Linked DNA regions of Homo sapiens: all the other regions are linked to region 3. Evidence: chromatin contacts called from ENCODE Hi-C or POLR2A ChIA-PET data. All regions are on one chromosome and are shown on one strand. The core of a region is the stretch at or near the end of the contact, and the rest is flanking DNA. Distances in the headings are between cores, read along the strand shown. Region 1 holds the start of DOCK4 (dedicator of cytokinesis 4). Region 2 holds the start of IFRD1 (interferon related developmental regulator 1). Region 3 holds the start of ING3 (inhibitor of growth family member 3).

What was found. A loop is a pair of places that touch in the nucleus more often than their neighbours do. ChIA-PET counts read pairs that join two places held with the same protein, here RNA polymerase II (POLR2A). Pooled maps may share reads with other maps.
Region 1: a pooled map shows a loop between it and region 3 (18-fold over the local background). The contact joins the promoter of DOCK4 here to the promoter of ING3 in region 3. A Hi-C loop is called at or near these places in 2 of 50 pooled maps.
Region 2: a loop to region 3 is called in a pooled map, with 18 times the contacts of the local background. The contact joins the promoter of IFRD1 here to the promoter of ING3 in region 3. A Hi-C loop is called at or near these places in 2 of 50 pooled maps. POLR2A ChIA-PET finds 5 or more read pairs at or near these places in 2 of 52 experiments (activated B cell and activated CD8-positive, alpha-beta memory T cell).

Annotation. Positions count from the first base shown.
Region 1 is chr7:112,204,694-112,208,644 of GRCh38, reverse strand. It overlaps DOCK4 (dedicator of cytokinesis 4), which reads left to right and starts at 2,246. Exons shown (of 53, transcript NM_001363540.2): 1 at 2,246-2,543. The coding sequence starts at 2,507. ZNF277 (zinc finger protein 277) reads right to left here and starts at 1,950. Exons shown (of 12, transcript NM_021994.3): 1 at 1,838-1,950. The coding sequence starts at 1,928. RefSeq lists an enhancer at 1,735-1,854 and a silencer at 2,025-2,374.
Region 2 is chr7:112,447,779-112,451,977 of GRCh38, reverse strand. IFRD1 (interferon related developmental regulator 1) reads right to left here and starts at 1,518. Exons shown (of 12, transcript NM_001550.4): 1 at 1,196-1,518. The coding sequence starts at 1,289. It overlaps LOC128031837, which reads right to left and starts at 1,491. Exons shown (of 1, transcript NM_001414739.1): 1 at 1,333-1,491. The coding sequence starts at 1,491. The coding sequence ends at 1,333. RefSeq lists enhancers at 674-793, 914-963, 1,204-1,493, 793-1,610, 1,611-2,428.
Region 3 is chr7:120,948,385-120,952,652 of GRCh38, reverse strand. ING3 (inhibitor of growth family member 3) reads right to left here and starts at 1,876. Exons shown (of 12, transcript NM_019071.3): 1 at 1,729-1,876; 2 at 1,418-1,489. The coding sequence starts at 1,756. RefSeq lists an enhancer at 1,254-1,333.

The DNA of each region.
Region 1 (3,951 bases), core at 997-3,496, 8.7 Mb after region 3:
ATATGGTGGTTTAACAGAATACGGATTGTAGGATTAAAAAAAAAAAAAGAAGAAGAAGAATATGTTGGAAAGAATATGTACCAAACTCTTATCACTTAATACTCGGGGAGTGGTGCTGTGAGGTGAGGGAATTTTCATTTTTTTTACTTCATACACTTCTGAATGGTTTGAAGTGCTTTTAAAAACTTTTAAACTTGTAAAATTTAAAAATAAATATTTTTAAATATTTTACATTTTTGAAAGGCATATCCTTTTTTTTTGTTTTGTTTTTGATACAGAGTCTTGCTCTGCCTCCCAGGCTGGAGTGCAGTGGTGGATCATGGCTCACCACAACCTCCGCCTCCCGGGCTCAAGGGATTCTCCTGCCTCGGCCTCCCGAGTAGCTGGGACTACAGGCATCCGCCACCACGCCCGGCTAATTTTTGTATTTTTAGTAGAGACGGGGTTTCACCATATTGGCCAGGCTGGTCTCGAACTCCTGACCTTGTGATCCACTCGCCTCGGCCTCCCAAAGTGCTGGTATTACAGGGGTGAGCCACCGTGCCCGGCCATTTTTTAAAATAAGTTAGACTGTGAGATAAATTCACCAGTTTAGATCTTAAACTGGTAGCCCTCTGGAACTTTGAAAATCTAGGAAACCGTAATAGTCTGTTACCATCAGATAGCCCAATATATAACCAACCCAAAAATAAACCATTAGGGTGTTAAATTCAATATTTAACTCAGGAGACTACCAAAGATTTGTTTGGTAGAGGTACTAAAATAATTTCAGAGTAGGGAGTTCCACTGTTGGGAAGTGGGAAAAAACTGCACTTCAACTCTGTGCCGCTGAGGTAAATACTTAAGATGATATCAATTTAACTGTGAAAGCAAAAACAAATAAATCGAAAAACAAAGTCGCAACAGTCTGAGAACTATATTTAAGCCCCAAACCATGTTCATCAGAAAAAGACAACTTGTGCTAAATTACACATCAAGACAAAAATGGGGTGGGGGGAATGGGGGAGGGATAGACTAAAGGTAAAAGAGTCCTAAACACAATCCACCTGCAGCTTTCAAAATTTGGTTTTTTATTCCTACAGTGGATCAGAGGACAACCTGAAAGTCAGGTACAGCCAAAGTTGTGATGGTTTTCAAAACTCTTTTCAAATGTTCTTTGAAGCCACGAGTGCAAATTATCTATCACTTTCCTTTTCTTTCTCTAAGGACCCAGAGACTGGGAAGATCTCTCAGGCTCCACATACAAATCTGAAGAACACCCAGAGCAGTTAACCATCTACAGGGAGGTTGTGAGATACACACACTTTCCCTTCAGAGGTCACCTCAGCCACAAACTGGGCAAATCTGTAGAGTGGAGAGCAGTGACCACCAGTCTGCGACTGGAAATACTCCGGAAGCTAAATAAAACACACCTGCGAGGTCAAACCAAGCAAACCAAGGCAGTGTACTGGTGAGGAGAAAGAGCTGCTAATCCCAAAATTATAAACACACGCGCGCGAACCAGATCTGAACCAAACCCACTCAGCAGCTAGCTCAAAGCTGGGAGCTCCAAACCAGAAGACAAACGCTCAGGGAGCTTCCCCGGCGGAGGGGAAGGCCATTCCATGGCATTTTCTCCGCCATCCCATGGCATTTTCTCCGCCATCCCCGGGCAGCCCCAACCAAGTAGCCGCCACCGGCTCCAACCCATCCCGCTGGGCCACCACCCGTGGGGCCCAGTCGAACCCAGGTGGCCCCAGAGCTGAAGGGCTCCTAGGGTCAGACCAGAGGTCCGTTGCACACCCGGTCATAGAGAAAGGAAGACACATCAGCCGCGCCTCCGGGGCACCGTACTCACCCCCATAACCTACACCCCCGACTGTGCTGCAGCTCCCATCACGGTCTTCCTGCATTCGGGCGACAGCCCCCTGGGTCTTGGAAGCAGCCATTACCCGGCAGAAAAGAAAAGGGAGGGCCGCAGGGCGGGTCGGAGGCGGGGTGGCACCAGTAGAAACGCTACTGGAGGCGAACTCCCCGTCGACGTAATGTTTTCTCCACACCTACGCCGCGCTCTGGACCAATAGGACGCAATCAGTAAAACTGAATCCCCGCCCCGAACCACATTTGCCGCGCCCACTTCCGGGATGGGGAGGCCAAGAACTACAATTCCCAGCGTGCTGCGGGGCCCTGGGACGGGAGGGCTGGACTAGGCGCTGGCGGGCGGGGGTGCGCCGGAGAGTGCCCCGGCGTGTTCGCTTAGTTCAGTGAATCAGAACAATGACTGCGCCGCCGGGTACCCGGGAGCGCGTCGGAGGACTGTGAGCAGCCGCCGCCGGGAGAGCTGCGGGCGGCGCAGTGTCAACGCTGGGCTCGGGAGCCTCCAGCGCAGATCCTGCCCAGCGCCCGCAGCCCGCGCGAAGCCGCTGGGCTCCGGCACTGCAGCGCTGCTCGGGGACTGTGCATTGTTGTGAGCCGGAGAAGGGGCGCGGGGATTACAAAGCCTGAAGACCCCGGAGCCCCTTTAGCCATGTGGATACCTACGGAGCACGAGAAATACGGCGTGGGTGAGTCTCCGCGGGGCGAACTTTTATTCTGCTCTGGCCCGAGCGAGTGCGCATTTCTCGTCCTTGCCCCCGCGCCCCTCTCGCTCCGCCCGGTTGAAAATGCCTAATCCTGGCATCGCGCAGCTGGTACGGGGCTTTGCCGAGCCAGCTCCAGGCAGAGGGCTGCGCACCAGGCTCTCGCCCCGCACCGCCTGCTCGGCGCGCCCCGCACTGGTTCCCGAAGCGCCGGGACAGCTTGGGGGAGCGCGCGGCCGGCCCGCTAGCTTCGGGCTCTGCCTGCGGAGTTTGGAGTGGCGACTGGGCGTGTGTGTGTGTGTGTGTGTGTGTGTCAAGTTGGAAGAGGAGGCGAATGGGGTTTCTCTCCTTCCTTACCCTTCTTCCCCAAAGCGACAGGGAGCTGCAACGGTTCCTCTGGGTGGAGAGGGAGACAACAACACTCGGGCAGAGAGAACACCCCCAAAACAGTAGGGAGGCGCAAACCCTTCCCTCTGGCTCGGATCGACATTCCCGGAGTGTGGAATGTGGCAGGGTCCTGGAGAGAGCCGCTCTGACAAGCTGAGCCCTCTCTGACCCTCCTCCCTCTCTGCGATCCCGGATTTATGGGGTGTGTATGTTGCGGGGCGGGGGCATTGGTAAATTTCAACATCTGCGCCGCTCGGTTCTTTGGTCTTTGGAGAAGAACGGGTATTTCAGCAGTGTTTTTACTTCTGGCCACCCTCTCGACCCCGGGTGAGCGCAGTGGGGGCGGTGTGGCGGTACAGGGCTGCTGAGTGATAAATGGGGAGGGGGATCGGAAAGCCTGGTTCTTGGGGGCAGGGAGATAGCTTTTAGGAAAGCATACCCTGACACTGGCGTTCGGAGAAAAAGGAACAGGATAGCTCTCGCTGTTCTGTGTAAAGGTGAACAACAAAGGACATTAATGTTGACTGATGAATACAGGAGTCTCCCTTCCTTTTCCTCCTCCCATTTCAGGCGGGTTACAGTTCCCGTTTTTGTTGTTTGATTTCAGCTGGGTCGCCCCTTGACAGTTACTCCTTTTAGGGTTGAGACTATTAAGAAGCCAGGCTCTCCGACAAGGCTGCAGCCGGCCAAATGCAATTATAACCTCCCAGAAGGTCTAACAGAAAGCATTATGGATTTTACTAACACTCTTTATTTCCTATAATGCCCTGTTCTGCCGACTGGTGTACTTTGTGTGTGTGTGTGTGTGTGTGTGTGTTTTAAAATTGAGGACAGGTCTAGTGATTTAGGTGATGTGTAGATATCTGCTTATGTTCTAAATTCATTTTCCTGCAATTTAAAACATCTGGAAAGCCTTCCCAGGGAGTCGTAGTCCGAGGGGATTTTTGTTTTTTTTTTTCCCAACTTTGCCTGGGGATAGGACTTTGGGGTCCATTGAAAGGACTGT
Region 2 (4,199 bases), core at 269-2,768, 8.5 Mb after region 3:
TGATCACGAGTTTTTGAGCTTTTTTAAATGCCAGTTTCCAATAACCTTTAACAACATAACCCCATATTTACTTTTCTTGTGAACAAAGGCATATCATTCTGAGTGGCAGCCGTGGCAGAGGGGCAACTGTGTCCAAAAATACCTGATGGCTAATAGTTCCAGTGTGATAACGTCGGAGAATACTCCAATATTTAACTCCTGTTTAAATTTCTAAATAAAATATTACCCAGGTTATTTAATACTCGATTTGAGTTTATTGGGGTCTCTCCTAGAAGGGCCTTCCAATTCCAATTGGAATCCTTTTTCTTAACCATATAATAAGTAGAAAACCATAAGTTCAGTTAAGCACCTACTCATCCCACCCAGGAAAAGTTTCAACTTCGTAGCGAGGGCACAATAACCTCAACTTTTAGCCAACTGCAACCTAAGCTCCTCACCACCCTGCCTCTCTGGGGCTCACTGCAGAGAACATATAGAATGCAGCACAAAGGAGAACGCGTTTCTTCCCCCCGTGAGCAGGAGGTCGCCTCGGGTGGTCGCAGAGGTGCTAGAGGTTCAGGGCTTCTGCAGGTGCCAGTTAGGGGAAGGAGCACAGCCTAGGGGGGAGAAAGTGGTCCCCCCGCCTCCGACGCCTTCGCCTGGCCAGGTGGACCTGCGAGACGGAAAGCTTCCCCAGCGCCTCTGCGTCACCCCGGGCCCACCGCGCAAGGCCCAGGCCGCGTGACGCAAGAGCCCGTCCAAACCCGCCGGACGTCTGGCATCCCAGGAGCTCCATGTTGGAGCCAGGGTGTCAAAGGCGGCCAGTGACGGCACGGGCTCAACTCCCCGTTCTTCCCCACCCGTGGTCGGGGAGAGATCGGGCGAGATCGCCGCCGAGAAAGGAACTCTGACAATGGTTCCTTTCCCGCCCAGCTCCCGGTCAGCCCCTGTCCCGACACACTCTCAGGCCCAAGGACCCGTTCCTCCCTGCCCCCACGGCCGGTGCCCAAGAGTCCGGTTCGCACGCCAGATCTAAATCGCGCGAGGAGCAGCGCCCAGGGCACGCTGGGAATTGTAGTTCAGTAGCCAAACCACGCACCCTGGAAATGCAAATGTGTACATCAGAGAAAGAACTACAACTCCCACCGTGCCGAAGCATGGAAGACTCGCCAGCCTGGCCGGCAACTGGGATGCCGGCGGCGGGGATACCCCTTACCTGCTGTCGCCGCCGTCGCTGCGGCTGCTCCTGACCCGCCGCCGCCAGCACTGCTACCGCGGTGGGGAGTGTTCCGCTTCTTGTTCTTCGGCATCGTGGGACGCCCGGTGCCGCCCAGAGTCGGAGCTTAGCGAGGATCAGCCGATGGAGCTGCACTTTTTACTCGTGCGTCTGTGCGGCGGGCGGCTGAGAGGCGAGTCTTCGGCTAACAACAGAGTCGAGAAGCGGCGGGGGTAAGAGTGGGCGGTGGCGGCAGCAGAAATCCCCGTGAAGAGCTGTGATCGAAAACGATACATGTTTCTCTCTAGCGCGGGAGCTAAGGCGGGGCAGGGGAGGCCACGACGCCTTAAGTAGCAATACCGCCACCTGACGTCACTCTGTGGGCGGGGCTTGAGCGCTTCCCAACCAATCCCTGCACACCTCCCCACTGGACGCCTCCGTCGGGCGGGGCGCGGATCCTACCTACAAATCCCATGCGGCCAGTCTTCCGTCCGCGCCCAGGGAGCCTGTCTTCGTGGCCTCACTGAATTCTGGGAAACGTAGTAAGGCTGGGGCCGGGGCCTCCTCCCAGCCGTCTCTTCCCAACGGGCTTTTCTGCCCACTTGCTTTTCTCCTGGTGACCCCACCCCTGCCTCGGCGCGCCCCCGCCTTGGAACTGGGTGAGGTAGGCACCGGCGATGCACAGTGGGGCGAGTATGCCCTATGACGAGAGTCGGCTTCCAGCTGGCAGCTATGCAATCACCTTTGCTTCTCTTTCTCCGGAGGCTGGTGTTCTCCTTAACCTTTCCCCTACTTCCCTGCGGCACCTGCCAGGCACGCAGCCTTACCTCTCCTGGGTAACATTTCCATGGTTTTAGTTTTAACTAGTTCCATGAACTACTTAAGCCATCATCAGTACTGTACCTGTAATTGGACCGTGGTTCAGGGTTATGTGCCCCCCATCCCCCCCCCCCCCCAAAAAAAGGGATGCTTTCGTCTACTTAGTTGTGGAGTTCGTGTATATCTCAGATTCTAGACTAGGAATATATGACGATTCAGCGTTGTGGGTTTCTATACAAGAATGTGTCCCTTGACAATACTACCTGCCAGTTCTGAGAATTTCACAGCTGGTAAAACAAACACAAGTTATACAGATCAATAATCGCAGTGCTGCCTTTTTTCTCAAGGCACTCCTAGATCTCTGTCTTCCTTGTTAGGACATTTGTCTAGTATTTAGAGCCTGTTATTAGGTTCATATACTATGCTTATGACAGATCAAAGTCCCTGACTCACCTCAATGTAGGTGAGTCATCCGCCACTCCACCTCTCAGCTGAGCTCTATTCTATTTTCAATTGCCTGTAGCAAATTTCCACCAGAATGTTCCACTTGTGCCTCAACCCAACATCTCTGAAACGAATACTATATTTCCTTCTTCCTGTCTTCCCTTTGTTCACTGTACTATTTATTATCCTCCCATATGTTAAATTCCAAAACTCAAATTCATAGTCTTTTTTCCCTTTGATGCACCACCCCCTCCCCACCCGCAAAGCAATTAGTTTTAAAATAGCACTCTTAAATTCCTGTCCTATTCTGTGATCACATGTGACCTCAGTTCATGCCTGGGCATTTTAAGCGATCTCCCAGTCTTTTCATCCATGTTTCATGCACAGTAATGCTGCCAGATTTATTTGTGTGTTCCCTATTTTACTAATCCACCTGCTTTAATAGTTGCTCAAAAACATTCCATGGCTCCCATGACTAACTTTAAATGCCAACCCTTTTAGCCTGGCCCTGACTCCCTTTCCAGCCTCATCTTTCACTGCTTCCTCATACAGTTCTTGTTCTTCAGCCAAACAGGACTGCTTTTCATTTCCAATACACGGCTCTCTTCTCCTACCTCCATTTCCTCATTCATATTCTTTCCTGTTCTTGTAATGCCTTTCCTCCCATCTTCACCTTAAGAAATTTTATCCACCGTTCAAGATGTAGCTCATGCTGCCACCTTCCTGAAGCCTCCAGCCAGAAGTTTCTTCCTCCTCACAACTCTTTGACACTCATCCTAATAATGCCCTAATGGCACTTATTACCTCCCCACACGGCCTACTCAAAGATGCTATTTAATGGGCAACATTTCAGGGTTGCTTTTACTTTGTTTAATCCTGAAGCAGCCAGTAAACTGCACAGAGCACAGAAACCAAATACGGAGGCAGGTTGTGGGGGAGGAAGCAGCTCACACTGACTCCTTGTATCTAGAGGCACACTGCAACTCAGTGACAGGGCCTATACAGAATGAGATGTCTCACAGAATTGTAGACTCAATAACTTTTATAACCCTAGGCTCTTCACCATCCAGAAACAATTTATACTATACATAAGGCAACAGTTTTGCCACTCTGGAGTCACATCACCTAGGCCTAACATCCAGGTTCCAGCCCTGGAAACGTGTGCTTTGCATTTGGGGCAGGGGCTTTTTTTCCAAATCCCTTCACATCCACTTAGTCGTTCTGCGGCAGGCCTGGCCATGGCCCACCACATCATATACGTACTTGTTTTACATTTATTTGTGAATACATCTGTCATCTCATGAAATTATCAGCTTCCCAAGAACAAAAATCTTTTCCTCTTTTTAATTTCTTTTCTTTTTTTCTTACTTTTCTTTCTTTTTTTTTTTTTTTTAAATCTACAGGCCCAGGAACTTGAAAAAATCTTGCTGTATCCCTCATGGCACAAAAGGAAGTGTTACATTTGAAATTGAAATTATAGTCAGTATATATATAGTTAAATGAACATTTAAGAAATAATTGTTGACTAGATTTTTCTGGATCAAGGAAAGGGAGAAACTTATGTATCACTACATACATACATTCTGGATCAAGGAAAGGGAGAAACTACTTATCACTACAAACATGAAGTACAGCCTTCAGTATAATGAATTCTGAGAGATACTGTACTTTTGATAAAATTACCTTACTATAGTTTTATGCCTGCAGTTTAGCTCCAGACCAGTGCAAACATCACAAAGAT
Region 3 (4,268 bases), core at 627-3,126:
TGAAGTCCTATGGTTAATTTTTTAGAAGTATGTTCCTTTGTTTAAATAAGCATTTCTGAATTTATTTGGCACACAGTTCTGTTAATCCATAATACCTATTAACTTTAGAAAATTCTAGTTACTGTAAAGAAATGCACGTTTAAAAAGCCTGTAATATGTATAATGTAAGCCCAAATTACAAGAGAATTTAAAATTTTAAACAATAAAATATAAAAATAATTTAAAGTAAGTTACCCTTTATTTAATGCCTACTTTGTATCAGATACTAGAAATTCTAATCCATGTGTAACATTTTAAATCCTTGGATGATTCTCTTTTTATAGACAATGTAAGCCCCTCACAAGTGATAATACAGTCAGAGTCAATGAGTAAATTAGTAAAGCCCTAAAACAAACTCAGATCTGACATCAATGTCTGTGCTCAGTCCTGCAGAGAACACTACTTCAGCAAATCTTCAGCATTTCAACTACACTAAAATTAAAATGAATTTGTGAGATAGCTGGAGAACCACACACACAATTCATACTTCATATCACAATCCACTGAACAGAAAGTGGCTTCCATGCCACCACTTTTTATTATGTGCCACCTGAAACTTACCGGAAAAATATACTCATAAGCAAAGGGTATAGAAGTGGGTGTGTGGTCATGGGCAGAGAAGCCAGGAGCAGTGAAAAGGACAGGTTCTTAGCTGCAGCAGGTGGTCCCTGAGCCACCTATTTATAGTCGTTGCTCTATGAAAGAGCAAAGTTAATTTGGGGAAAAAGTCCTAGAGACTACCAAGCTATCACTGAAAGAAAAAGAAATGTTCATTAACTGCTAAAATTTTTAGTACAGCACATAAGAAACTTTACAGTGAAATCTAATTTCTGTCACTCATTTTAACCAAGAAAATGACGATTCTGTTACAATTTAAAATGTATCTAATGTGTAACTAAGTTTTCAAAATTTGACATTTGCCATGGTCTCTAAAGAGCTATATATAACCTCTGCTTCTGTGCTTTCCACTCTTGAAAAACTGTGAATAGGATGAACTTTAAAATAAGTATAAATGCTGAAATCTAAGTTCGATACGAAAAGGCTCAAGACGACATCTCAACATTTATTATGCTGACGTCCATTGAAACATAGATAACTATGTCAATGACGGTAGAGAAATATTTTTTGCACAATCCCACATTCTAGAAAGGAATACACGTGTCCCAATGCCTCCTGCTCTTGCAAAAGCCAGAAAAAAGTAGCATGGGAGGGAAGGGGAAGGCGAGATTCAGGGCTGCCAGTTCTTTTTGACAACTCCTTATGCACTAGCGGAGTGAGCCAGAGGACAGTGAAAGAGCACTAGGCGCTAGCAGTGATGACAAGCAAGTCTGGCACTGAACGCGCGCAGCGAACAGGAGTAGTAGACGCGCCGACTTACTCTGCACCTGCAGGTCCATCTCGCGCATTTCCGTGAAGCGGTCCCGCAGATCCATAGGAAGCTGCTCAATCACTGTCAAAGGGAGAGTCCGTCAGAGGGGCGGGGCCAACGGCGAAATACGCGCTTACGTCACTGCGCGCGTGCGTCAGGGGGGTCGAGGGGGCCGGCAGCCCACAACGAGGCTGCCAGTTACCGTGAGAAAGAAACATCCCCCGCCGCCCCCTCCCTCCCGCCATCTCGCTGCCCGTCCACTCGCGCTCTTGCCCGCCCGCACGTCCCACTGGCGGCCGCCGCCAGCGCCGCGCACTCACTTTCCAGATAGTCTTCTAGGTACAACATCGCGGCCCTTAGAGCTGAGGGAACAAGGGGGTCCAGGGGTTTATTTGTGTCACTCGCTGTCGCCGGAGTTTTGTCCCCTCCAATATGGCGCCTCCGCTAGCAGCACCCGCTCGACTCCGGCAAAAAAAAAAAAAGAAAAAAAAAAAAACCACTTTGGCGCCTGAGGCGCTTGCCTCACTGCCGCCCGGAGCTGCTATTGGTTGGTTCAAGCAATGACGTAGCCCGGCCGGTGTTCGCCCCCGTGCCTCTGTGGGAAATGTAGTTTTCTTCCTCCTCAGCGAGGGTTGGCGCGCTGGCGGCTCCCCTCGCAGAAACTACGAATACCGGGCGCCATTGCAAACAGTGCGTAACAGAATCCGAAATGCGGTGCCTCTGTTTATTTGTTGATTTTTGCACAGAGAATGGCGGGAGTTGTATGCACCTGCATAACACAACTAGGAACAACTTTTCACCTGTTCTTTGATGTGATTCCATGCCCCGGCGTTTGTGAGTTATGGGTTTCAAGAAGTGCCAGGCAAATAGCAAAGGTTCTAAACACTAGAATAATCAGCAAAGTTCGGGGAATTTGGATTGCTTAAAATAGAACTCTCTACTGGAATTTATCCTCATTATTCACTCTAAAATATAAAAGAGACACCTGGTTGGCTTACGTGTAATTTTAAAATAGTTTATACTGAGACTATGGAGTGAATATACATTTCCCAGATTAAAAGATGCACAAATAGTGTCAGTAGCCACTTATATATTCTAGTTTGCGGTCCATCTAATCGTCATTCTAATGTAATTGATCTATACATACAATCTGCATCCGCAAATAATAATAATAATAATCTTCATCATCACAGTGAGCAGCCATGAATTACGGATGCAGCCTTGATTTCTAATAGGCTGTTAATAGCAGTAACTTTATGTTGAGTAAATAGTCCATATTCGAGGTTGGTTGTCTTCGGCGTTCTTTAGTTTCTACTTTTCGACCTCTCCCAGCAAATGTTTTCCTGTGATATATTTAGTACGTCCCTACTCAGTTTCTTTTTAAATTGTTTTTTATTAAAAACTCTTGCACTCAATAAATGCTAGATATTGTTATTTTCCACTCTTCTTAACTTTTCGATTTTCTGGGGAAATTGTCATTAGTTCATAATTTATTGTTCATTTTCTGTTTTTCAAATTGCAGTTGAAACTGTGTGTGTGTGTTTCTTGCTTTCCTTCTCCATTACATACTCTTGTACTCAAGGTTTTCACTGCTCTTAAGCAGGAAACTTTCCTGTCGTGAATGATGAATCATGATGAATCTCAACGGAACCTTACTTCGATCCTAATAAGAATTAGAATTTTATAGTTTCTAGTTAAGTTTTTCATTACTTCCATCGAAAATCAAGTACTTTCGATCTTTTTCTCCCTTCTTTTTTTCCTCCTTTCTTCGTTTCCCATCCTTCCTTCTTCTGGCTGCTTTTAACATCTCTTTGACATCTTTTTGCAGTTTTGTAGTGATCTAAGTCTGAATTCCTTCCTTATTCCCTTTTCTTTCCTTAAAATTTTAAAATTATGCTTAGGATTTGAGGGGATTCCTGAATTTCAGGATTGGTGCCCTGCAACAATTCTAGAAAATTCTCAGCGTTTGTCTTTTCAGTATTGCTTATTTCTCATTTTTTCCATTAAGACTTTCTCTCTTTATTCTCTTATTTATCTTAATCTTTCTTTTATATGTTTTATTTTAGAATTTTCATAATTTTTCAGGTTTGGAAGTTCTATTCGGTTCTCTTTTCAAGACATCTTATAATTTCTTATACAAATTATTTAGTCTGTATCTTGTTTCTGTTAAACCTAATATTGAAACATTTATGGGCCTTTTAGTGCTATTTCTTCAGAAATGGGCACTTTTACTCATGGTGGCTTTTTCCTGTTGGGTTGCGATTTTGGACTCTGAATTCCTGTTTCTGGGATTACAAGCATAAGGATTCTTTGAGCTGGAGTTGAAATTGAGTTTTCATGGAGAGCATTAGAATTTGCTTGTCAGTTTGTTTGGAGACATCATAAACCCCTAGGACCAGATTAAATTGTCCCCTTGAGGTTTATTGTATTGCACAGATAGATTGAATTTGGGCCTCTATCCCAAATGGATTGTTACAGATTCTCAGAGGAGAATTTTTTTTTCTTTCTTTACTGGGCTCCAAGGCCAAGACAGACATGTTTCATTACTGGCCTATTCTGTGCATGAGGCTTATATGTCATTTACCCTTACATGGAGAGTATAGTCCATTGGGGCCCCAGATTTTTGTCTGCTGTAAGACTCTTCCTTTTAAACTGATACTTGGGTTTATCTTCTGACCCTGGCATGCTGCACAGCTATTAAAGTAAGAGCTCTAGGTGTCCAGAACTTGACAGATAGTCTCTGAACAAAAGCCTACTTTGGCTTGCACTTATTTCTCAGGATATTTTCATTTTCCTTCTTTTTCCCCTTTTATATTCGTTCTGAAAATTCCTTAATTTCCTACTAGTTCATCAGTGTATT